Linked DNA regions of Homo sapiens: region 2 is linked to region 1. Evidence: read pairs that join two places in POLR2A ChIA-PET (ENCODE). Cell type or tissue: B cell. All regions are shown on one strand. Links, peaks and the distances in the headings refer to the core of each region. The heading gives the core; the rest is flanking DNA. Region 1 overlaps PRTFDC1 (phosphoribosyl transferase domain containing 1). Region 2 overlaps PRTFDC1 (phosphoribosyl transferase domain containing 1).

Region 1 (12,276 bases), core at 2,578-10,577:
AGTCTCAGGTATGTGTTGGTATTAGCAACATGAGAATGGACTAATACAATATTTATGAGGTACAATGCGATGTTATGATACGTTTCTACATTATGGAATGATCAGATAAGGCTAATTAGCATATCCAACACTTCAGATATTTATCATTTCTTGTGTTGAGAACATTTAAATCCTCTTTTAGCTGTTTTGAAATATACATTATTATTAATTGTAGTCTTTGTGCTGTGCAATAGAACACCAGAACTTATTCCTCCTATCTGCCTGTAACTTTGCACCCACTGACCAACCTCTCCCCATTCTCCCCTGCTGCCCCCAGCCTCTGGTAAGCACCATTCTATTCTCTACTTCTATGAGTTCAGCTTTTTTATATTACACATATAAATGCAATTATATGGTATGTATCACTCTGTGCCTGGCTTATTTCACTCAGCATAATGTTCTCAGTCCTTTCATGTATATACATGTTTTTAATACTAGATTTGCCCTTAATTCATCTGGAATTTATATCTTCCAAGTGGGTATATTGTCAATTGTTCCAATATAATTTATGGAATTATTATTTTTCCCTACTGGTTTGAAACATCATTTTGATCTTGTCTTTCATTCTCATATGTAAGGGTCAGTTTCTATATTTTTCTAATCTAACATGTCTACTTCAACATTAATTAATCTAACATGTCCAATTAATTAATCTAACTTGTCTATTTCCAACACCCAAATCATATTGTTATAATTCTCATAGTTTTTTTTTTTTTTTTTTTTTTTTTAAGAGACAGGGTCTTGTTCTGTCATCCAGGCTGGAGCGCAGTGATGTAATCATAGCTCATTGCACCCTCGAACTCCTGGCTGCCAGCAATCCTCCTGCCTTGGCTTCCCAAAGTGCTAGGATTATAGGTGTAAGCCACCACGCCTGGACTTATCAGAGCTTTTTAGTATGTTTTAATACTTGATAGGGCAAGTCTACTTTTTGTTCTTTTTAAAAATTGCCTTGAGGCTGAGGGTGGTGGCTCATGCCTGCAGAGGCAGGCACTTTGGGAGGCTGAGGCAGGAGGATTGCTTGAGCCCAGGAGTTTGAGACCAGCCTGAGCAACATAGTGAGACCAACGTTTCTACCAAAACAAAACAAAACAAAAAACCCAACAAACCCAAAACTGTCTTGGTTACTTTTGTACATTTTTTTTTTCCTGTCTGGTAGATTGTACAAAGATTAACTGAATTAATGCATGTGGAACATTTAGAACAGAACCTGGCACATGTTTAGCATTCAGTAAATGCTAGACAGGATTAATTTCTTTTTAAAAAATTTTATGGCCAAGGGCGGTGGCTCACAACTGTAATCCCAGCACTTTGGGAGGCCGAGGCAGGCGGATCACGAGGTCAGGAGTTCAAGCCCAGCCTGACCAATATGGTGAAACCCCATGTCTACTAAAAATACAAAAATTAGCCAGGTATGTTGGTGCACACCTATAGTCCCAGCTACTCGGGAGGCTGAGGCAGGAGAATCGCTTGAACCTGGAAGGTGGAGGTTGCAGTGAGCCGAGGTCATGTCACTGTACTCCAGCCTGTGTGACAGAGCGAGACTCCATCTCAAAAAAAAAATTTATTATTATTTATTTTACTTTTTTATAGAGATGAAGTCTCACTGTATTGCCCAGGCTGGTCTCGAACTCCTGGCCCCAAGCAAACCTCCCACCTCAGTCTCCCAATTTCTTTTTCTTCTTTCCCCCAACCCCCCGCCCCCCGACTCAGCCCCTGAGGAAATGGCTACTCAGTCCTCCACTGGTACACTGGAGTCTAGGGCTCCCCTGGTTTAAACACTCCAGAAAAATAAGCCTTTTATTTCCCACTGGGATGGTGAAGGAAACTTAGAGGTTCAGCTTCTCCATTCAAAGGCTTTCAACCAACCTTGTTGTTTTTATTCCATTCCTTCCTTACTCCACCTTCTAAAAACCTACTCCTGAACCTTTCAGGAATTTGTGGCACGACCCCCCTACTTCTCAGTGATAGTCCCCTCCACAGGCATTTTGATGTTCACTTTCTCTATTAGGCTGAGTCAGTGCTCTTCCTTAATCAGGCACATACCACCATGCCCGACTAATTTTTTTTTTCCAGTAGAGATTGGGTCTCACTATTTTGGTCAAGCTGGTCTCAAACAACTGGGCTACAGTGATCCTCCTGCCTCAGCCTCCCAATCGTTGGGATTATGGCCGTGAGCCATCCCACCAGGCCTAACCATGATATTTTTCTAATGGTTCAAAATCATCCTATATTTCTTGGATTGATGTTTGTGTGTTTTTAATGAACGTCGCTGGTTTGAAGATAGATGAACAATCCCAAATAAAATATTATAAGTCAGATTGGTCCATTGTTTTATTTTCTTTTGCTACCTTTGTGTATTTTTAAAGCAAAGTTATGCTAGCTTCATGTAATAAGTTGGTTTTTCTATGCACTAGAAGATTCTGTATATAAATGGATTTAGCTGTTTCACTAATGTTCAGTAGAGCTCAGAAATAGTTTCATTTTATTTTATTTTTGAGACAGAGTCTTGCTCTGTTGCACAGGCTGGAGTGCAGTGGTACAATTTCAGCTCACTGCAACCTCCACCTCCCCAGTTCAAGCGATTCTCCCACTTCACCCTCCTGAGTAGCTGGGATTACAGGTATGTGCCACCATGACGGGCTAATTTTTGTATTTTTAGTAGAGATGGCGTTTCGCCATGTTGGTCAGGCTGGTCTTGAACTCCTGGCCTCAAGCAGTCTGCCTGCCTCAGCCTCCCAAAGTGCTGGGATTACATGCATGAGCCACTGTGCCTGGCCAGAATAGGTATTATTTGATCTCCAATTTGCAAATGAAGAAACAGAGACAATAAGAGTTTAAGAAACTTTCCCAAAGAGAGCTGGGTGTGGTGGCTCACGCCTGTAATCCCAGCACTTTGGGAGGCCGAGGCAGGTGGATTACTTGAGGTTAAGACCAGCCTGGCCAACCTGGTGAAACCCCATCTCTACTAAAAATACAAAAAGTAGCCTGGCGTGGTGGCGAGTGCCTGCAATTCCAGCTACTCAGGAGGCTGAGGTGGGAGAATCGCTTGAACCTGGGAGGTGGAGGTTGTGGTGAGCCAAGATTGCACCACTGCACTCCAGCCTGGGCAACAGAGCAAGACTGTATTAAAAAAAAAAAGAAAGAAACTTTCCCAAAGAGGTGCTGCTGGTAAGCGAATGAGCCCAGTTCAATCCTAGATTCGCCTGACTGCACAACATTCTTGTGTAGCACCTGACCCTCACCAGTATTCCTGGAGGGAAGAAGCACATAGTGGGTCCTCCCTGGAGAGGAACACCAAGGGGTGCAGGATCTGGCTGCATCAGTGAAGTCAGAGGCATAAGTTGAAATGGACAGGAGAAATCAACATCTCCGTAGGAATGCTGGTGGCAGAGGATGTGTGGATTTACTTAAATACAAAAGGAAACCTCTGACCTTTAGTCATGCATCTTTGGAAAAACCATTTTGGAAATATTAGGTGACCTGGGCTCTAGGTACTACATAGAGCACGCCAGATAGCGCAGCAGGGGAGACGATTCCTCACCAAACAGACAATTTGGACTGCTTTGAGAACATTCAGGAAAAAAACAAACCGAGGAAGAATACATATCCTAAATATCCTGTCCTTTTGAGGAACCAGAAGAGGAAAAGTAAAGAAAACAAATAAACAAGAGAACCACCCTCTAAGCCATTCATTTCAAGAGTCAGAGCGCAACTTGCTTCAAAATCTCTACACAAAGGCTGTCTCAATATTCTCCGCCCCCACAGAGGCCTTAACTTTGCTTTTCCCCTTTTTTCATCCTAATCCTTCCTCTCAGCTATTCTCCTGTTCTCAAAGAGGTCGCTGATACTCTATCAAATGGACAGAGATGCAAAACAGAGTCAGAAACATTTCATTATAAGAATATTTAATGATCAAGCTGGAGAGCTCCTAATTAAAATGTTGCAACTGGCTCGAATTGATTTTTTTCAAAACTCTGAGCATTTGATACCAGCTCAGATAATAAGGACAGGTGAATTGATTCCAGTATTCCTCGTTTTCCAATCACTCGTTGATGTGAGATGTGACTTGTAATTGAGTCCCTCAGTCTTTTAAGCTGCATGGAGCCAAAGTGGAAGTTGATGCAGAGCCAGGGTCAGTGAAGCTCTCGCACTGTCCCTTGCTTCCACCAGAGCTGTTCTACCTGTCTCTGTTGTATTTGCTGATTTTTTTTTTTTTTGAGATGGGGTTTCGCTCTTGTTACCCAGGCTGCAGTGCAGTGGTGCGACCTTGGCTCACTGCAACCTCCGCCTCCCGGGATCAAGCGATTCTCCTGCCTCAGCCTCCCAAGTAACTGGGATTACAGGTGCGTGCCACCATGCCCGGCTGATTTTTTTGTATTTTTAGTAGAGAGATAGGGTTTCACCATGTCGGCTAGGCTGGTCTGGAACTCCTGACCTCAGATGATCTGCCCGCCTCGGCCTCCCAAAGTGTTGGGATTACAGGAATGAGCCACCATGCCCAGCTGTATTTACTGAATTCTAAAGAAGACACTGGGGAGGAAATGTTCTGCTACCAAAAAACCCAAAAGTTTGAAAACTATTAAGTGGGTGCAAAAGTAACTGTCGTTTTTGCCTTTTATCAAATGGCAAGGACTGCAATTACTTTTGCACCAACCTAATATCATGTTAATGCTTTTATCCCTTGAAATCAACTTACCTTCTTTTCAGTTTCCGGTTCATTTAAATACCCATTTGGTGCTTAGATTGTTTTTGTGGAGAAACTCATGCTTGCAATCTCTGTGGGGTGAGTGGGGAGAAGGGAGAATGTGGAGACCAAGCGAACAGGCAGCTGGCATCTCACGAATTCAGGGACCAGGCTGCCTGGGTTCCGGCCACAGCTCCACTTTTTGTGCACTGACCTTGAGGAAGTTACCTAACCTTTCAGCGCTTCAGTTTCCTTATGAATAAAAAGAGTACATTCAGGGTTCCTACTTCATAGGAGCATAGGGAGGACTAAATGAATTAGTACGCATTAAGCACTTAGAAAAGTGCCTGGTATTTTATAATAAATAGTACATAAAGTTTGTTCTGTCTTCTTGACATCTGTCTTTAGTATTTTTTTTTCTTTTTTTTCTTTTTTTTTTTGTTGAGACAGAGTCTTGCACTATTGCCCAGGCTGGAGTGCAGTAGCGTGAACTCAGCTCACTGCAACCTCTGCCTCCTGGGCTCAAGTGATTCTCCTGCCTTAGCCTCCCAGGTAGCTGGGATTACAGGCTACCAGGCCCAGCTAAATTTTTTGTTGTTGTTGTATTTTTAGTAGAGATGGGGTTTCACCATGTCTTTAGTCTTGCCTTTAATCTTAAGAAACATACACATCTGTGTGAGTCTCCTGACATTGGTTTTGTGATTTATTCTTTGTTCATTCACACAGCAGATAACACATACATGTAAGCCATGTGCTCTGTGGTTAGGGTTTACTGAGGTGGACTGACCCCATGAGGCATATGGTTAAGAAGGACTGCTGTCCCTCTGGTGCCAATCTATTGATTGGCTATCACCTTGGAAATGCACTCATCTGTGTGTTCCTTTGGGGTTTCTCAGTGAACCCCCAGTTCCCATGCTGCAGTGTCTGATGTTTACACTGAGCCATTGCGTGGGCAAAATTTCCATCATTCCACTTTACTGTCTTTCTCTTTCTTTCTTTCTTTCTTTCTTTCTTTCTTTCTTTCTTTCTTTCTTTCTTTCTTTCTTTCTTTCCCTCTTTCCTTCCTTTCTTTCTTTCCATCTTTCTTTCTTCCCTCTTTCTTTCCCCTTTCTTTCTTTCCTTCCTTCTTCTTTCTTTCTTTCCTTTCTTCCTCCCTTCCTCCCTCCCTCCTTCCTTCCTTTCTCTCTTTCTTTCTCTCTCTCTATCTCTTTCTTTCTTTCTTTCTTTTCTTTCCTTCCTTCCTTCTTTCTTTCTTTCTTTCTCAGAGCCTGACTCTGTCATCCACATGGGAAAGCAGTGGTGCAATCATAGCTTACTGCAGCCTCAAACTCCTGGCCTCAAGCGATCTCCCACTTCAGCCCCCCAAGTAGCTGGGACTACAGATGTGCACCACTACACCCAGCTGATTTTTTTATTTTTATTTTTAGAGATGGGGTCTTACTATGTTGACCAGGCTGGTCTTGAATTCCTGGCCTCAAGTGATCCTCCTGCCTTGGCCTCCCAAAGCACCTGGCCCCACTTTGCTGTTTTCATCCTTTCTCTCAATGGACAGCAGTCACCTGGAGATCATGCTCTGACCCACGTTTGTACTTATTGGCTCTCCCTGGACCCATGTTGGTTTTTCTAGAGAGCTATTTACAGTCAGCAGGGCATGGAGTGATCCTGAAACTGCTTTGCAGGATGGAGGTAGAAGATCTGTGGTAGAACATGAGCATGGAGTTCCTGATATTTTTCCAGGTCTGGCTGCATTTTTATCTTGGGGATCAGGTCAACTCCTTTCTATAAAACCACCATTTTAGCTTGTGGGAATTTAATAAAGAATTCACTACTTGTAAACAAAAGAACCTCAACAATCACTCTAGTTTACAGGAAAAGTCAATATTCCACAAATTTTGATAAACATTGTTAATTACCAATTCCTTGCAACCCCTCTCACCATGGCCAATGAACACCGACCACCGTTTTGCACTGAGGGCCCTGGAGTTCTGGGTACAGGAAATGCAATTTGGTTCTTGGTCTTGGCTGGGCATAGCTCATACCACACCTTTCCATCTCTCTTCGAGTGGATAATTCTTATTCTTTCTTCAAGGCTCAGTTTGCGGGGCACGGTGGCTCATATCTGTAATCCCAGAACTTTGGGAGGCTGAGTCAGGCGGATCACCAGAGGTCAGGAGTTCGAGACCAGCCTGGCCAACACGGTAAAACCCTGTCTCTACTAAAAATACAAAAATTAGCCAGGTGTGGTGGCACGCACTTGTAATCCCAGCTATTAGGGAGGGTGAGGCAGGAGAATCGCTTGAATCCGGGAGGCAGAGGTTGCAGTGAGTCGAGATCTTGCCACTTCACTCCAGCCTGGGTGACAGAGCGGATCTGCCTCAAAAAAAAAAAAAAAGAAAAGAAAAGAAAAAGAGAAAGACTCAGGCATCATCTCTTCTAGGAGATTTTCCTGGACTCCCCCTGGCTTCCTCTGCATGGGTGCCCCAATGACAGTATGCATATCTGGATGTCAACAAAGCACATCCAACTGAAATTTTCTGTGAATGTAGCAATTGCCGATGGAATGAAAACTCTTTCAGCACAGCAGCCGACTTTCATCCTAATTGTACCCCCAGTGGCTGGCACGTTGTAGCATTCAGCGTTTGTTGAGCCAGACTGAAACTTGTAAGCGCGCATGTTAGCTGCATTTTTAATGCTTCTTCCCCACCCACTTTAGCCACAAAATGTTGGCAAGCAACACTTCCTGTTATGTCTGAGTGATTCCCACCCAAACTACATTTCTTTATTCTTATTACTATTATTTTATTATCTCAGTTCCTGAAAAGCCTCCTTAATATATACTTTTTATTTTTATTTATTTTTTTAGAGATGGGGTCTCATTATGTTTTCCAGGCTGGTCTTGGACTCCTGGGCTCAAGTGATCCTCCCACCTCAGCCTCCCAAGTAGCTGGGACTACAGGTGTGTGCCACCATGCCCCACATCCTCAAAATGTTAAAAAAACAAATAAAAAAAGTAAAAAAAAATCTAAATGCAAAAGGCCATGTGAATTCTGAACACCGAAAATATAAAAATATGAATTCTTGATATTTTAATACCAGTAGTTCATTGGATAATGAGTAAAGGATACAGTTTTCAAGTGAAACTAGCAATTTTAGCCAGGAAAAAAATTGTATCTATATATATGTAATTACATATATACAAATATGTTTATATATAAACATATATACATAATTTATATATACCAATATTTATATATAAACACATAGAATATAAATATAAATGTATTATAATTATAAATAATATAATATAACATAAATATTATATATATATGTTCATCTATACAATTTAGCTCATTTGAAAGTACACATCCATCTTGCATTTCCTGACTTTGGTGTGCTTAACTCTCCAAACATGATGTGACTTTCTTCTAAGACAAAATGGCTTTCTGTTTAATGACAATGATTAATCACTGTATTGTGATTGGTATTCTACTCCACCCAGTTTCCAAAAGGGGTCCTGGTTAGCTAATCCCCACTGCACAGAGAAAGGCGCTTTTCTTTATGAGAAATAAAGGGAGGGTGGGTCAGAAGGAGGGACACAATAATGGGAAGAAGCTACAGGCTAGTGGGAAGAAAGAAAGGCCACCACGAAAAAGGAAAAAGGGGAGGGGAGAAGGGAATGGATCTTTATTTCAGTTTAGTTATAGATGACCCCAGGAAAAGAGGAAACTCAGTTTAAAAACAGATTCAGCCGCATTGCTTTACATGAACTTTGTTTGAAACCTTGAAGCAGGATATCCTTCTGTTTTGAACCTTGGTATGGACTTCTTGTTTTGATTTAAATTATGTTTTTAAATCATGAGGCAGAGGGACAAACACATGGAGCCTCTTGACACATCTGAATGACCCCAAAGACTCCCCAAAGACTCCAGCAAAGTTTATGTTTTAAAATGTAGTTGATGATATCCTAGCGGTGATCATTTCTTAAGAGACCTTTTTTTTTTTTTTTTTTTTTTATAAGACAGAATCTCACTGTGTTACCCAGGCTGGAGTGCAGTGGCGTGATCTTGGCTCACTGCAACCTTTGTCATCTGGGTTCAAGCGATTCTCAGCCTCAGCCTCCTGAGTAGCTGGGACTACAGTCATGCACCATCATGCCTGGATAATTTTTGTATATTTTTATATTTTAGTAGAGACAGGGTTTGCCATATTGGCCAGGCTACTTTAGAACTCCTGACCTCAGGTGATCCACCTGCCTCGGCCTCCCAAAGTGCTGGGATTTCAGGTGTGAGCCACAGTGCCCGGCCAAGAGACGATTTTCTCCACACAATTGTTTAAAAAAAAAAAAGGAAGATTTAGAATTATCACTTAAATAATTAAATGAAAATGATTTTTCAAAAGTAACAACATCTTAAACCAGCTCTCATGAAACTGTTTTAAGATTGCCAGGAGGATGACATGGTGTTGAGGAAGGGCCCAGGGAGAGAAGTGGCAGCAGATTCTGTGCCATGGAGCCATGGAAACTTCTAGAATACTCACCCACCTTCCAGCATTTGACTGAATCTATCTTCATGTCCATGCTACCGTATTTGGGCCCAAAAAGTTGAGCTCTGTGTGTCACTTCTCAGCTCAAAATATTTCTGAAGATTCCCATGCCTGCAAAAGTCTGGTTTTGTCATAACAATGGGCAGAGCCACCCGCAGAGCCAGGCAAGAGGAGCCCTGCATATCACAAATACCAAAACACTAAGACATTTATTGTTGCTGTTTTTCTTTTTGGTCTTATGAAGAAGATTTTCTTTAGAAAGTTCTGTAACAGATTGAGCTAATGGAATTATTCAAGAGGACATGTATGCTGAAGTAGGCCTGCCCTCCTCTTTGCAGGGTAGAGTTAGGGGCAGTGGTGGAGAAAAGAACAGCCTACCTGGGGAAACAGGCAAAGAGAAAGGGATATTGGCCATCCTAAATCAACCAGGGTAGGGGTCTCAGCAGGACGGCCTCCCCAGATAATGATGCTCCCTTCAGCCCCTGGCTCAGAAGGTATAGTCTTGGAGGCATCTGAGTTGGAAAAGAGGGACATGGAGGAGAAGGACCCAGGACTCTCAGTGCTATTAAGAGCTTCCTGGATCAGTCCCATCCAGGGTGCAGGAGGGTCCTGTCCCCACCTGGGGGCCCTGTCTTCAACTCATGCCCAGCCTTGCCCAGCAGATACCATGTCTGCCTGGGCTTGCAGCCTGGAGGGATGAGCCTGGCTCCTTTAGTCAATCTCCAGGTCAAGTGAAAACCTGAGCTTGGCCATGAACAAAGCTATCAAGTTTCAAAACCTTAACTATTTCAGCAAAGGGTATGTGGATCTGCCTTTGTATTCTCGTCCTGGGACCCATAAATGTTAGGGGCAAGCCTGACTCTCAGAATCATTTACTGAGCATTTAAATTTACCAAGTGCCTGGCACATTAGTAAGCACATTACTTACATGAATCCTAACACAGTCCTATGAGGCAGGATCCAGCAATCACACTCCTTAATATTTATCCAAATGAGTTGAAAACTTATGTCTGCAAAAAGTTACCTAGATGTTTCTAGCAGCTTGATTTATTTTGAGGCAGAGTCTTGCTCTGTTGCCCAGGATGGAGTGCAGTGGCATGACCTTGGCTCACAGCAACCTCCGCCTCCCAGGTTCAAGTGATTCTCCTGCCTCAGCCTCCTGAATAGCTGGGATTACAGATGTGCGCCATCATGCCAGGCTAATTTTTTTACTTTTGGTAGAGATGAGGTTTCACCACATTGGCCAAGCTGGTCTCAAACTCCTGACCTCAAGTGATCTGCCTGCCTCGGCTTCCCAAGTGCTGGGATTACAGGCATGAGCCACCGCACCTGGCCAGCAGCTTTATTTGTAATTGCTAAACTATGGAAACAACCCAGAGGTCCTTCAGTAGGTGAATGGATGAATGAGCTATGATGCATCTATGCAACGTATTACTATTCAGTGCAAATAAGAGCTATCAAGCCATAAAAAGACATGAAGAAAACTTAAATGCATATTACTAAGTGAAAGAAGCCATTCTGAAAGGCCACACACTGTAAGATTCCAACTAAATGACGTTCTAGAAAAGGCAAAACTGTGGAGACAGTAAAAAGATCAGTGGTCAACAGGGGTTAGGTGGGAGGCAGGGAGAAAGAGGAAAAACACAGGATTTTCAGGGCAGTGAAACTATCTTGTATGATACTACTCCAGTGGATTGATATCATCATACAGATCTAAACTCATAGAATATACATCACCAAGAGTGAACCCTAATGCAAACTACGAACTTTGGGTGATAATGATGTGTTAATGTAGGTTTTATTGTAACAAATGTTCAACTCTGGCAGGGGATGTTGATAAGCGGGGAGTCTATGTGGGGCTATATGAGAAATCCTGTACCTCCCAGACAGCTTTGCTGTGAAGCTAAAACTACTCTGAAAAAATGAAGTCTATTTTAAATATTATGAGACAAGGAACAGGTACTGTTATCACCCCAATTTAAGTAACCTGGTTAAGTAACTTTGCCCAAGTTCCCACAGCTGGGAAGTGATGTTGCTGGAGCCAGGCTGGAGATTTCACATACGACCCCATCTTGCTCCAAAGCCTCCACCTGACCAACAGGTTCGGCAGCTTCCGTATTGGCCTGATCACAATCTGCCTTTCAGTGTGACCTGCACTCTAGTGTGTTCCACTGTGCATGGATCACTTGTGCAGATTGTGATTCTGTATGTGTGGGGTGGGGCCTAAGAGTCTGTGTTTCTTTCTTTTTTTACCCCCTTACATTCGGGGTCTCATTATGTTGCCCAAGCTGGAGTGCAACGGTGCTATCATAGCTCACTGCAGCTTCGAATTCCTGGGCTCAAGAGATCCTCCTGCCTCAGTCTCCAGAGTAACTGGGATTGCAGGTGCGTGCCACCATGCCCAGCTAATTTTTTACACATTTCTAACCAGCTCCCAGGTGATGGGGGTGCTGCAGGTCCACAGGCCACCCTTTGAGTAGCCAGGGTCTATGTTCCACACACATCAACTTGTGGGCTAAATCTAGTGCGTATCCTGCATTTTACCATCTTTGTATTTTACATCTTTGTATCTTGTTAATACTCCTTCTTTTTTTTTTTTTTTTTTTTTTTTTGAGACGGAGTCTCGCTCTGTCGCCCAGGTCGGACTGCGGACTGCAGTGGCGCAATCTCGGCTCACTGCAAGCTCCGCTTCCCGGGTTCACGCCATTCTCCTGCCTCAGCCTCCCGAGTAGCTGGGACTACAGGCGCCCGCCACCGCGCCCGGCTAATTTTTTGTATTTTTAGTAGAGACGGGGTTTCACCTTGTTAGCCAGGATGGTCTCGATCTCCTGACCTCATGATCCACCCGCCTCGGCCTCCCAAAGTGCTGGGATTACAGGCGTGAGCCACCGCGCCCGGCCGTTAATACTCCTTCTAATAGGGTTTGGCCATGTCCCCACTCAAATCTCATCTTAAACTGTAGTTCTCATAATCCCCACGTGTCATGGGAGGGACCTGGTGGAGAATCATGG
Region 2 (12,276 bases), core at 2,233-10,232, 49 kb after region 1:
AGAAAAAACAACCCCATCAAAAAGTGGGCAAAAGACATGAACAGACACTTCTCAAAAGAAGACATTTATGCAGCCAACAGACACATGAAAAAAAAATGCTCATCATCACTGGTCATCAGAGAAATGCAAATCAAAACCACAATGAGATAACATCTCACTCCAGTTAGAATGGCTATCATTAAAAAGTCAGGAAACAACAGATGCTGGAGAGGATATGGAGAAATAGGAACACTTTTACATTGTTGGTGGGAGTGTAAATTAGTTCAACTATTGTGGAAGACAGTGTGGTGATTCCTCAAGGATCTAGAACTAGAAATACCTTTGACCCAGGGATCCCATTACTGGGTATATACCCAAAGGATTATAAATCATGCTACTATAAAGACACATGCACACATATGTTTATTGTGGCACTCTTCACAATAGCAAAGACTTGGAACCAACTCAAATGTCCATCAATGATAGACTGGATTAAGAAAATGTGGCACATATACACTATGGAATACTATGCAGCCATAAAAAAGGATGAGTTCATGTCCTTTGCAGGGACATGGATGAGGCTGGAAACCATCATTTTTAGCAAACTATCACAAGGACAGAAAACCAAACACTGCATGTTCTCACTCATAGGTGGGAGTTGAACAATGAGAACACATGGACACAGGGCGGGGAACATCACACATTGAGGCCTGTGGAGGGGGTGTCGGGGGCTGGCGGAGGGATAGCATTAGGAGAAATAACTAATGTAAATGTCGAGTCAATGGGTGCAGCAAACCAACATGGCACATGTATACCTATGTAACAAACCTGCACATTGTGCACATGTACCCTAGAACTTAAAATATAATTAAAAAAATAAATAAACCTCTTTCCTTTATAAATTACCCAGTTTCAGTTATGTATTTATTAGCAGCATGAGAACAGATTAATACAAGCATATTTTTTGTATATATACATAGCATGCTTAAGTTTCATGGGACCAGCAAGCTTTCAAATGATAAACGGAGGAAATGCAGACAACGTGAAATACAACTGAAATCTTCAGGCATCTGTTGTGATTAATACTAATAACACATACACTTTCTTGTGGGTCTGACCCTTCCTAGTTTCCAGCTTCCTCCCTCCTAACTGTTAAGTCACTTGCTCCCTATCCTATCCCCACTTCATCTACTGGCTCGACCTCATCAAATCGCTAGGAAGAAATCCGACCTTAGGTGGGGTTGGAACTCTGTGGAACTGCTAGGCAGCCAACTGGAGTCTGATGCCCAGCAACTGAATGTTATGCCTCTCACAATGGTTTTGGTCTTTCTGCTCTGTTCCCAAGTTCCAGTATCCACTGTGTGCTCTGGATTTGTCCCTTGTCCTGTGCCCACGTCTCTTCCTGGGAACTTGCCCAGTACTCCTGCAGAACTAGAGGGCTTTCTTCTCCTGCCAGTCCACCTCCTAGGGACTGGAGTCCTTTTCCTCTTCCACAGATCCAGGAGACAGACATGGTGTTAAAGGACCTAGTTTGGATGTCACTTCTAGCTGTGTGTTCTTGGGAACCCAGCTAACCCCTCTGGCCTCCATGCTCTTACCTGTGAAACTTTATAAGGATCTTGCAAGGGCTTAATAAGCTAATAGATATAAAGCACTTAGGACAATAGTTGGCCCTAAGTACTCAGTGAATATTATGTTTTATTAGCAGTGGTACCAACATACACAAGTGGGCTGATACTGGCTACCTAATACTTGGAGTTCTGAAGGCTGTGATCTTTCATCCATCTTTTTTTGAGACGGAGTCTCATTCTGTTACCCTGGTTGGAGTGCAGTGGCACAATCTCAGCTCACTGCAACCTTCCCAGCCTCCTGAGTAGCTGGGACTACAGGCGCCCGCCACCATACCTGGCTAATTTTTGTATTTTCAGTAGAGCTGGCATTTCACCATGTTGCCCAGGCTGGTCTCGAACTCCGGAGCTGAAGTGATCTGCCTGTCTCGGCCTCCCAAAGTGCCGGGATTACAGGCATGAGCCACTGCGTCCGGCCATTTCATCCATCTTTCAACTACTTATGACCCCTGCTGCACTGGACTTCAACTCACATCTGTAGCAGAGTGAGTCCATTCCCCGAGATGTCTGCTCCAGGGCCGGGTCCTGTTCCTGGTCCTGGATTCAACCCCAGCCTGTTGCAGTCAGCTAAGTTGAGCACAGCTCTGTCCCCAGAGTGATCTCTCAACACTGGATTGATACTATAATTTAATAATTCCTTCTGCATCATTCTCTTATTTTCCCTCTCAGTGTTTGCTTTTCACAAGGAAAAACAAACTCTAATGAGAATCTCTCTAGAGGAATAAATTTGAATATGAAGAATGTATGTCAAGAAAATGCATGGATATTTATAAAATAAAAAGGCTGTAAGGAGTGATAACAAAAAATACTGAGATTAACCTTATTACATAAATGGGCTTTGGTTTCACTTTAAAAAAAAATTTCACTTCATAGAATTAACTATCTCAGAGTAAACTTGCCTAGAGCAATGCTAGATGATCTCTTTTTAGGCCAAACTAGATATTTGTTTCATGCCAAGTTTCTTCATCCATGCCCTGCTGAAAGCCCATCATAAATACCTCTTAAAAACCAAAAGTCAAAGAGAAAACAGGACTGTCAATACTCTTTGTTTCAGTACACATAGGAATAAGACAGATGTTTCAGCGTTTCTATCCAGAGGTCACAGAGAAATTATGTTCTGGTTTTCATAAATACTTCTGATTAATTTTTAATGATTTATATGAACTGATTCAAACCACCCAGGCCTATTCCTGATGTACTCTTTAGTTAATAACTCTCCCTTTGAAGTCTGCAAAAATGTTTTGAGGATGTTAAAAAATATTTTAGACACTAACATGGAAAAAATCTGTAGCTTCAAAGGAAATACCCAACTGTTTGCAAAAGAGTATTGAAGTGATATTGCGGGACCCAATTTTTTTTTTTTTTTTTTTGAGACAGAGTCTTGCTCTGTCACCAGGCTGGAGTGCAGTGGCGCAGTCTTGGCTCACTGCAACCTCCACCTCCTGGGTTCAAGAGATTCTCCTGCCTCAGCCTCCCGAGTAGCTGGGACTACAGGTGTACACCACCACGTCCAGCTAATTTTTGTGCTTTTAGTAGAGGTGAGGTTTCACCATGTTGGCCAGAATGGACTCTATCTCTTGACCCTGTGATCTGCCTGCCTCAGCCTCCCAAAGTGCTGGGATCCTACAGGCGTGAGCTATTGCACCCGGCACAGGACCCAAGATTTTTAAATGACCAAAGAGTAAAGACAATGTTTTCTGTTATATTTCAGCTATTTGAACACTTGCAAATAAAATTGCTGAAAAAGATGAGGCGCTACCAATTTTCACTAACTCCAAGTTACACATTTTTTGTTATAATATCTCCCAAATCAAGATGCATCTTACATACAATCCATGTCAAATCATGGCTTAATTTAGAGCATTTTTTCTTTCATAGTGGTACATAAAGTAACAATCTATGATGCCTTTAGATTTAGTGAAATATGGTAAGTTTTAGAATTTTTGTGGTCTCTCATCTTCCCTCTTCTAGTCCTTTATTTTCTTCTATTTTCCTATTTCTTTATTTTTCCTCTCCATTTTTACTTAAAAATATGTATGTGTGTGTGCATGTGCTTACCTATAAACCTACTTTGGACCCATCTGGCACCCCCCCACAACTGAGGAACTCTTCTACTATCTTCAAAGAATTGGAGTCTTTTTTCTTCACCCAAAGCCCAAGGTGAGACTCTGCTAAACACAGATTTCCTGTCTCAGAAAGAAAAGGAGGCTTTCTTTTTCTTTTTTTCTCTTAAGACAGAGTCTCGCTCTGTTGCCCAGGCCGGAGTGCAGTGGCACAATCTCAACTCACTGCAACCTCCACCTCCCGGGTTCAAGTGATTCTATTGCCTCAGCCTCCCAAGTAGCTGGGATTACACGTGCCCACCACCACGCCCAGCTAATTTTTGTATTTTTAGTAGAGATGGGGTTTCACCATGTTGGCCAGGCTGGCCTGGAACTCCTGACCTCAGGTAATTGGCCCATCTCGGCCTCCCAAAGTGCTGGGATTACAGGTGTGAGCCACCGTGCCAAGAAAAAGAAGCTTTCGGCTGAGCGCAGTGGCTCACGCCTGTAATCTCAGCACTTTGGGAGGCCGAGACAGGCAGATCACGAGGTCAGGAGATAGAGACCATCCTGACTAACACGGTGAAACCCTGTCTCTACTAAAAAACTACAAAAAAATTAGCCGGGCGTGGTGGCGGGCGCCTGTAGTCCCAGCTATTCGGGAGGCTGAGGCAGGAGAATGGGGTGAACCCAGGAGGCGGAGCTTGCAGTGAGTCGAGATCGCAGCCACTGCACTCCAGCCTAGGCGACAGAGGCAGACTCCGTCTCAAAAAAAAAAAAAAAGAAAGAAAGAAAGAAAGAAAGGGAGGCTTTCAATTCCAGGCACCCTTGCTACTTGGAAACAGTTCAGCAAAAGTTCACCCTGGTGTAGGGTAAAGACTACTCACTAAAACTAAAGACACTGAACCTGGCTTATCCATTCTGTTCCCATTCCTCACAAGCACAGATAACAAGAGCTGACTGATTTAAACCCTTTGTTCTGAACTGTGGGAATGAGAGAGAAAAAATGTATTTAGCGTTTCTCTTCCCTCAAGGGAGCAGGTTTGTGGCTAACCCTTAGCTCTAATGAGCTTCTTTAATACGAACGCCAGCTTCCCCAGGGGCCCACATCCCCTGTGTGGCAAATCTCTCGGCCCTACTGTGGTTACACTGTGAGTTGTATTTTAGCTCCAAAAAATCTCTTGGTGTTGCCAACATGCAGGAATTATTCATACAAAGCAGGGCACATTCAAACAACATGGGGCAGGATCTAGGGCAACTGTGGCTTGCCTAAAATAACATTCATCCTCAATTTTTAAAGCCTTGAAGTTGTAGTTTGAAGATTGTATTTTGTACAGAGGTTAGCTAACCAAATTGGTGGGAAACAATGAGATCAGAATGTTGCACCTCTGAATTACACTTTATCCTCACATTGGATTGCATATAAATTAATGAGCTTTTAAACCAGGGCAACATTTGAGAGAGAATAAAGGGAAAAAACTTGGCAAATAATGCATCCACATACAAAAAAGCTGTCTAAAAAGTCACTTGCTGGCACCTAACAATACTTCCCTCAAATCCTCCTGTTTTTCCACTCAAAGTCCCTTAGAATAGATATCCCAAAAGGCCTCCCACTTCCACCCTGATAGAGCTTTCTCAAAACACACTAAATCTGATTGCAGTCCTAGCTGTTTGGGAAGTTGAGGCAGGAGGATCATTTGATCCCAGGGAGGTTGAAGTTGCAGTGAGCTATGATCACACAACTGTACTGCAGCCTGGGTGATGGAGCGAGACCCTGCCTCTAAACACATGTACACACACACAAACACACACACACACACACAATCGGGTAGCTCAAGGGACTGCTGAATTATGCCTGTTTCTCTTTGATTCGAGTCTCTATATGCTCAGGAGTTAGTATGAAGCCTGAAGCTCAAGGTTCTTTCCGAATTTTTCTGGATTTGGCCTCCTAAAAGCAGCAAGCAAGCTTTAAGTGAATCCAGAGAACAAGCAGGTAGAGTGAAAGTTCATGTCTTGTGGAGTATCTCCATGGTGCAGGGCAGAAAGAGGAAAAGCAAAGCATAGTTTTCCATAATTTACAGAAAAACCCAGTGTTAATATTCATTTTCTTAGAAGGTACTACTTGATAGCTTATTAATTCAACATATAAAACATTTCAGAAAAAAAAGCAGGTAATTGTCTATTTATGGATATTGTCATTCTTCCAGCAATAATAGAAGCTGGCTTAGCCGGGTTAGGTGAATGTCAAAATAAAGCTCAAGAAAAAATAATGCTGATTCATTTGGTCAAATGTTCTTCCTTTTAGCCTAATTTATCTCAACACATCTCTAGGGAGACTGTACACTCCAGTGGTCACAGTCTTGAGCTCTGGCGTGGAACTTTGATTTAAATACTAGATCCACCACTTACATGCTGCTTGACCTTGGGCATGTTACTGAACATCTCAGGTGTCTGTTTCATTATGTGTAGTACAAATATAATAAGGCTGCCTGTTTCTTATTTTGTGTCTACTATTGAATTAATCAAGTTTGGAGTTTCCTTTATTCCTTTTCATCCTCTTTACTAGCTGAAAAATTATAAATAACATTCCTATTTTTTCAGTGGTCACCCTTAAGAGGTGCTGTTTAGAGAAATACGCAAGGAAAAGGTATGAGAAATTAGAAAGAAATAGTAGTATTTAGTTTGACATGGATTACAATGGTGATAGTTTCCGCAATATAAAATATATCCTGGGCCATAGAACAAGCCTCAAAAAATTTAAAAGAATTGGAATCATACAAAATACAGTTTCTGCAACAGAATTCAACTAGAAACAATACAGGAATTATGTATGGAAAATCCCCCAAATACTTGAAAATTAAACAACACGAGACAACCAATGAGTGAAAGAGGAAATTAGAAAATAGTTTGAATTGAATGAAAATGAACACAATATATCAAAATGTATAGAGGCAGCTAAAGAAGTACTTAAAGGAAAACTTACAGCATTATATGTTTGTATTAGAAAATAAGAAAATCTCAAATCTATGAACTCAACTTTCATTTTATGAAACTAGGAAAATAAAAGAAAATTAACCCCAAAACAAACAGAAGGAAGGAAATAACATAAAAGCATAAATCAATGAAACTGAAAACATAAACACAAAAGAGAAAATCGAGAAAGCAACAAATTGGTTCTTTGAAAGAATAAAAAAATTGAAAAACCTTTAGGCATACTGGTGAAGAAAAGGAAAGAGACAGAAGATACAATTTAATACTATCAGGACTGAAAGAGAGAATATCACTACAGAGATTAAAGATAATAAGGGAATATTATAAACAACTTTATGTCCAGAAATGTAAAAACTAGATAAAATGGACAAATGCCTTGAAAGACACAAACTATTAAAGAGTGAGAAAACTATTAGCCTGAATACTCCCATATCTACTAAATAAACTTAATTCCAATTAAAAAAATCTTCTGACAAAGAAAGCTCCATGTCAAGATGGTTTTACTGGTGAATTCTACCAAATACCAAAGACGAATTAGTACTAATTCTACACAAACTCTTCTGAAAAAAAGATGAGGAGAAAATACTTCCCAGTTTATTTTAAAAGACCAATATAAGCCTGATACCAGAATCAGAAAAAGGCACTATAAGAAAAAAAAAAAACAAAAAACTATGGTTTAATATCCTCCAAGCACTTAAATGCAAAATTCCTCAAAAAATTAGCAAGTTGAATCCACCAATACATGAAAAGGATAATATGTCATTATATTACATTAATGGAAAGATAGTCCAACATTAGCAAACCAATCAATGTATTTTACCATATCAACATCTCTAGAAAAAGCACTGATGATATTCATTCATAATTTTTTAAGAAAATATGAAAAAACCTCTTGCAAAACTAGGAATAGAAGGAGCTTCCTTAACCTGATAAAGAACATCTTCAAAAAACCAACAGTCAGTATTATACTGACTGAAAACAAGGCAAGGATGTTTTCTCCCACCATTCATATTCAGGAGTGTATAGGAGGTCCTAACTGGCATGATCATGCAATAAAAAGAAATAAAAGGTCTGTAAGTATAAAGGAAGAAGCAAAATCATCTCTATTTAAGGAAGAAATTATTATCTTCATAGAAAACCCAAAAGAATCTATGAAAAAGCTATTAGAACTCATAAGTGAGTTTCATAAGTCATAGGATTCAATATACAAAATTAATAGTATTTCTAAATACTACCCATAAATAATTGGAATTTGAAATTCAAAGAAAAACTTACTGAATATAATAGGATCAAAATCATTAAATATATAAGTATATATCTAACCAAATATGCCTAAGATCTGACACTTGAAAACCAGAAAACACTGAAATAAGATCTAAATAAATTAGGAGATATACCGTGTTCATGGAATGGAAGACTAAATAGTGTTACAATGTCAATTCCCCCCAAATTGATCTATAGATTCAAGGCAATCTTGATAAAATTCTAATGTGTTATTTTGTAGAAATCAGCTACATGATATTAAATTTATATGGAAAGACAAAGAACAAGAATAGCCAAGGCAGTGTGAAAAAGAACAAAGTTGGAGGACACATACTACTTAATTTACAGAGTTATTATAAAGTTACAGTAATCAAAGCAGTGACAATGTAGATGAACAGATCTGATAGTGTCCAGAAATAGACCAACATACATATATAAAGTAAGCTGATTTTCAGTGAAAGATCAAAAGCAACTCCATGGAAAAGGATCATCTTTTTGGCAAATAATCCTGGAATAATCGAACACTTCATGCAAAAATGAAAAGAAAAGGAATCGCAATCCATACCTTATATCGTAGTAAAAAATTAACATGACATGTCTCACAGACCTAAATTTAAATCTAAAACTATGAAACTTCTCTTTTTAAAAAAAGGAGAAAATCTTTGTGATCTTGGGTTAGGCAGATTTCTTAGGTACACCAAAAGCATGATCCACAAAAGGACACACTAGATTAACTGAACTTAAAAAATTTTTTAATAATGCTCTTTGAAAAACAAAATGAAAAAACCTCACTGACTAAAAAATATATCAAAACACATATCTAATAAAAAATTCATGGCCAATATATTTTTTAAAACTCTCAAATACAATAATAAGAAAACAACCCAATTTTTTAAATGGGTAAGATAGTTGAACAAACACTTCATCAAAAAAGCTATATGAATAGCAAACCAGCAAATGTAACTATGTTCAAATCATCATTTATTAGGGAAATGCAAATTAAACCACAATGTGATATCATCACCTATTAGAACAGGTAAAATCAAGAAAAAAATAAGGAAAAACTGATAATACTAAGTGTTATTGAAAACATGGAGTAACAGGAACTGTCACATATGCTGGTGGGAATTCAAAATGATTCAATCCTTTGGGAAAAGAGTTTGGCAATTTTTTTTTTTTTTTTTTGAGATGGAGTCTCATTCTGTTGCCCAGACTGGAGTGCAGTGGCACAATCTCAGCTCACTGCAACCTCTGCCTCCCAGGTTCGAGTGATTCTCCTGCCTCAGCCTCTTGAGTAGCTGGGATTACAGGTATCTGCCACCATGCCTGGCTAATTTTTGTATTTTAGTAGAGATGAGGTTTCACCATGTTGACCAAGCTGGTCTTGAGCTCCTGACCTCAGATGATCTGCCCGACTCGGCCTGCCAAAGTGCTAGGATGACAGGCATGAGCCACTGCACCTGGCCAGGCAATTTATTATATACACTCATCATATGACCTCCCATCTTGCCCCTAAATATTTAGTCAAGGGAAGTGAAGTCATAAGTACACACAAATACCTGCATGTGAATATTTATAGCTGCTTTACTTCTAATTGCTTCAAAATAGAAACAACCCAAATATCCTTCAGCTGATGAATGGAGTAACAAACTGCACTCTATCTATATAATCAAATTCTACTGGACACAAAGAAGAAGAAGAAGAAGAAGAAGAAGAAGAAGGAGAAGAAGAAGAAGAAGAAGAAGAAGAACTGATACGAAGAAGAAGAAGAACTGATACTGTAAACCAAAAATAAAATTCTAAGCCCCCCAGCTGTGGGGAATGAACCCCTCCTCTCAGCCAAGGGCATTCCAAAGTTAACCTGAAAAACTCGTTCAGGCCACGATGGGAAGAAGAAGCCAGACATGCCTCGTGATCCCCTCCTCCCTTTAGGAATTGCTGATAGAATAGACCCCTTAGGTCTGATAAGAAACATTTACAATCTATTCTCTCTGAAGCCTGCTACCTGAAGGCTTCATCTGCATGATTAAACCTTGGCTTCCTCCACAACTCCTTATCATAACCCAGACATTCCTTTCTATTGATAATAACCCTTGCAACCAATTGCCAATCAGAACTTCTTTTAATCTACCCATGATCTGGAAGCTGCCGCTTCTAGTTGTCCCACATTTCCAGACCGAACCAACGTACACTGTACATGTATTCATTGATGACTTCTGTCTCCCTAAAATGTATAAAACCAAGTTGTGTCCTGATCACCTTGGACGCATGTTCTCAGGATCTCCTGAGGGCTGTGTCACAGGTTACTTGTCACTCATATTTGGCTCAGAATAAATCTGTTGAAATATTTTACGGAGTTTGACTCTTTTCATCAACAATACACACAATATGGATGAATGCATTATGTTATGATTTAGGGATTTACTAAAGCTACATGATATATGATTATATCTGTAAGACATTCTGGAAAGGGCAAAACTTTAGGAAAAGAAAACGTATCTGTGGTTTCCAGGGCTTAGGGGTTCAGGAGGTTGACTGTGAAGGACACAAGGACATTCTTTGCATTGTTAAGGAAACTGTTCTATATCTTGACTGTGGTGATTTACATGATTGTATGCATTTGTTGAAATTCACTGAACTCTAAAGAGGATGGATGTTACTGCATGTAAACGGTGGCTCAATAAACCTGACTTTAATTAAAAAAAATGTTAACAGGTTTTTAAAATGCTGTTAACCAGGGACAAATATAATAAGGGTCAGGGCCAAGTGAATGAGAGAAATCTGGTATGAAGGAAGCACAGGGATTTAACCCAGAAGGAAGATAATCTAAAGAGAGAAAAAATTCTCAGGAGAAGATAAAACCAAGAAATCAGAGCTAAGATGTCTTCAAAAACCAGCTTCACTCTGGCCTGAGAGGTGATCAGGAAAACACAGAGTATCTTAAGAAATCAGAACTAATTTCCAGCTGCTCTAGAACTGAGGCAACTGAGAGTCACATGAGGAATGTGGAAGACAGATTGGTGGCCCTGAAGACCGCTGTCCCCTGGTGTACACACCCTGCATAATCCTCTCCACTTGAGTGTGGGTAAGACTTGTAAACGTGGTGGGAATTCGCACCAAAGATTAGGTGACTAGTCAGATGACTTTGAGTTCATCAAAAGGCAGGTTACCTGGGTGAACATGATCTAATCAGGTGAGCTATAAAAGAAGGGCTAAGATTATTCCGTCAGACTTGAAGAAGCAAACAGCTAATGGTGTTGTGAACGACCTGTGGGGTAATTGATGCAAACACCTGGGGACAACCCCTAGGAGTGGAGAGTCTACCAACTCCAGCCTACAGTCAACAAGGAAATGGGAACTGAGCTTGCCAACAGTCAGTGATCTTGAAAACCTCAGATGATATCAAAATCCCAACTAACACACTGATTTCATCCCTGTAAGGTTCTGAGCTGAAAACTCAGCTACACCATGCTCAGATTTCTGACCTACAGAAACTTTAAGATAATACACGTGTATGTTGGTTTAAGCCACTACGTTTGTGGTGAGTTTGCCACACAGCAATAGAAGGCCAATTCAAAGAGTGATTCATGAATTAAAATGTGTCAAGTTAGTTTAGTCAACGAGAATATTTTCATGGTTTGACTCCAAGAGCTCCTCACCCAATAGTAAGTTATTTTTAATGTTTTACTATGCATTAAATCAAAAAGCATCAAAGAAGTTAACATCATAGAGGGAGGAGGAGGGAGACTAAGGAAACAACAGCTTTTTTTTTTTGGCAAGAGTTTCATTGTCATCCAGGCTGGAGTGCAGTGGTGCCATACAGCTCACTGCAGCCTCTGTCTCCTGGGCTCAAACAATCCTCCCACTTCAGCCTCTTGAGTACCTGGGACCATAGGCACATGCCACCACACTCAGCTAATTTTAAAAATTTTCTTTTTGTATATAGACAGGGACTCACTATGTTGCCCAGGCTGGTCTCGAACTCCTGGCTTCAGGGGATCCTTCTGTCTTGGCCTCCCAAAGTGTTGGGATTATATGCATGAGCCACTGCATCTGGTTAGGAAACATCTTTGGAGAATAATTCCATTAATTCTGCCCAGTGGTGCCCACAGAAAGACAGAATTAATGGAGTAAACTGGTGGAGGGGCCTTCTGCTGGAGCTCCCTGGCCTTGTTTCCTCACACTTGGCAATGTGCTGTCCCTATAGCCTTCCCTTCTTTACTTCCAGGCCACAACTGCAGCCACCCAAGTACTAAGACTCCTCTCTGGGCTGGACACCCTCCCATAGGTCCCCAGGACCCATAGTGACATCCAGAGTAGAAAAAACAAATCAGTGTTCACACTCTGACCACACACAGTTGTGGGGCTGGGCA

The links. Peaks named below come from ENCODE experiments on the same cell type or tissue, not always from the same donor. Only the 100,000 strongest peaks of a DNase experiment are listed, where the experiment ranks them.
Region 2: POLR2A ChIA-PET joins it to region 1 with 10 read pairs; 15 of 35 experiments call an interaction of 5 or more read pairs at or near these places.

The regions. Positions count from the first base shown.
Region 1 is chr10:24,875,105-24,887,380 of GRCh38, forward strand. The region is part of intron 3 of PRTFDC1 (phosphoribosyl transferase domain containing 1); the gene reads right to left. Among named protein-coding and RNA genes, the nearest start is that of PRTFDC1, 71 kb to the right of the region's middle. In B cell, for the core only: no CTCF peak of the experiment used is centred there; a DNase peak (open chromatin) is centred at 7,407; H3K4me3 peaks cover 364 bases; H3K27ac peaks cover 1,030 bases.
Region 2 is chr10:24,924,624-24,936,899 of GRCh38, forward strand. All of the region lies in intron 3 of PRTFDC1 (phosphoribosyl transferase domain containing 1), which reads right to left. Among named protein-coding and RNA genes, the nearest start is that of PRTFDC1, 22 kb to the right of the region's middle. In B cell, for the core only: no CTCF peak of the experiment used is centred there; no DNase peak of the experiment used is centred there.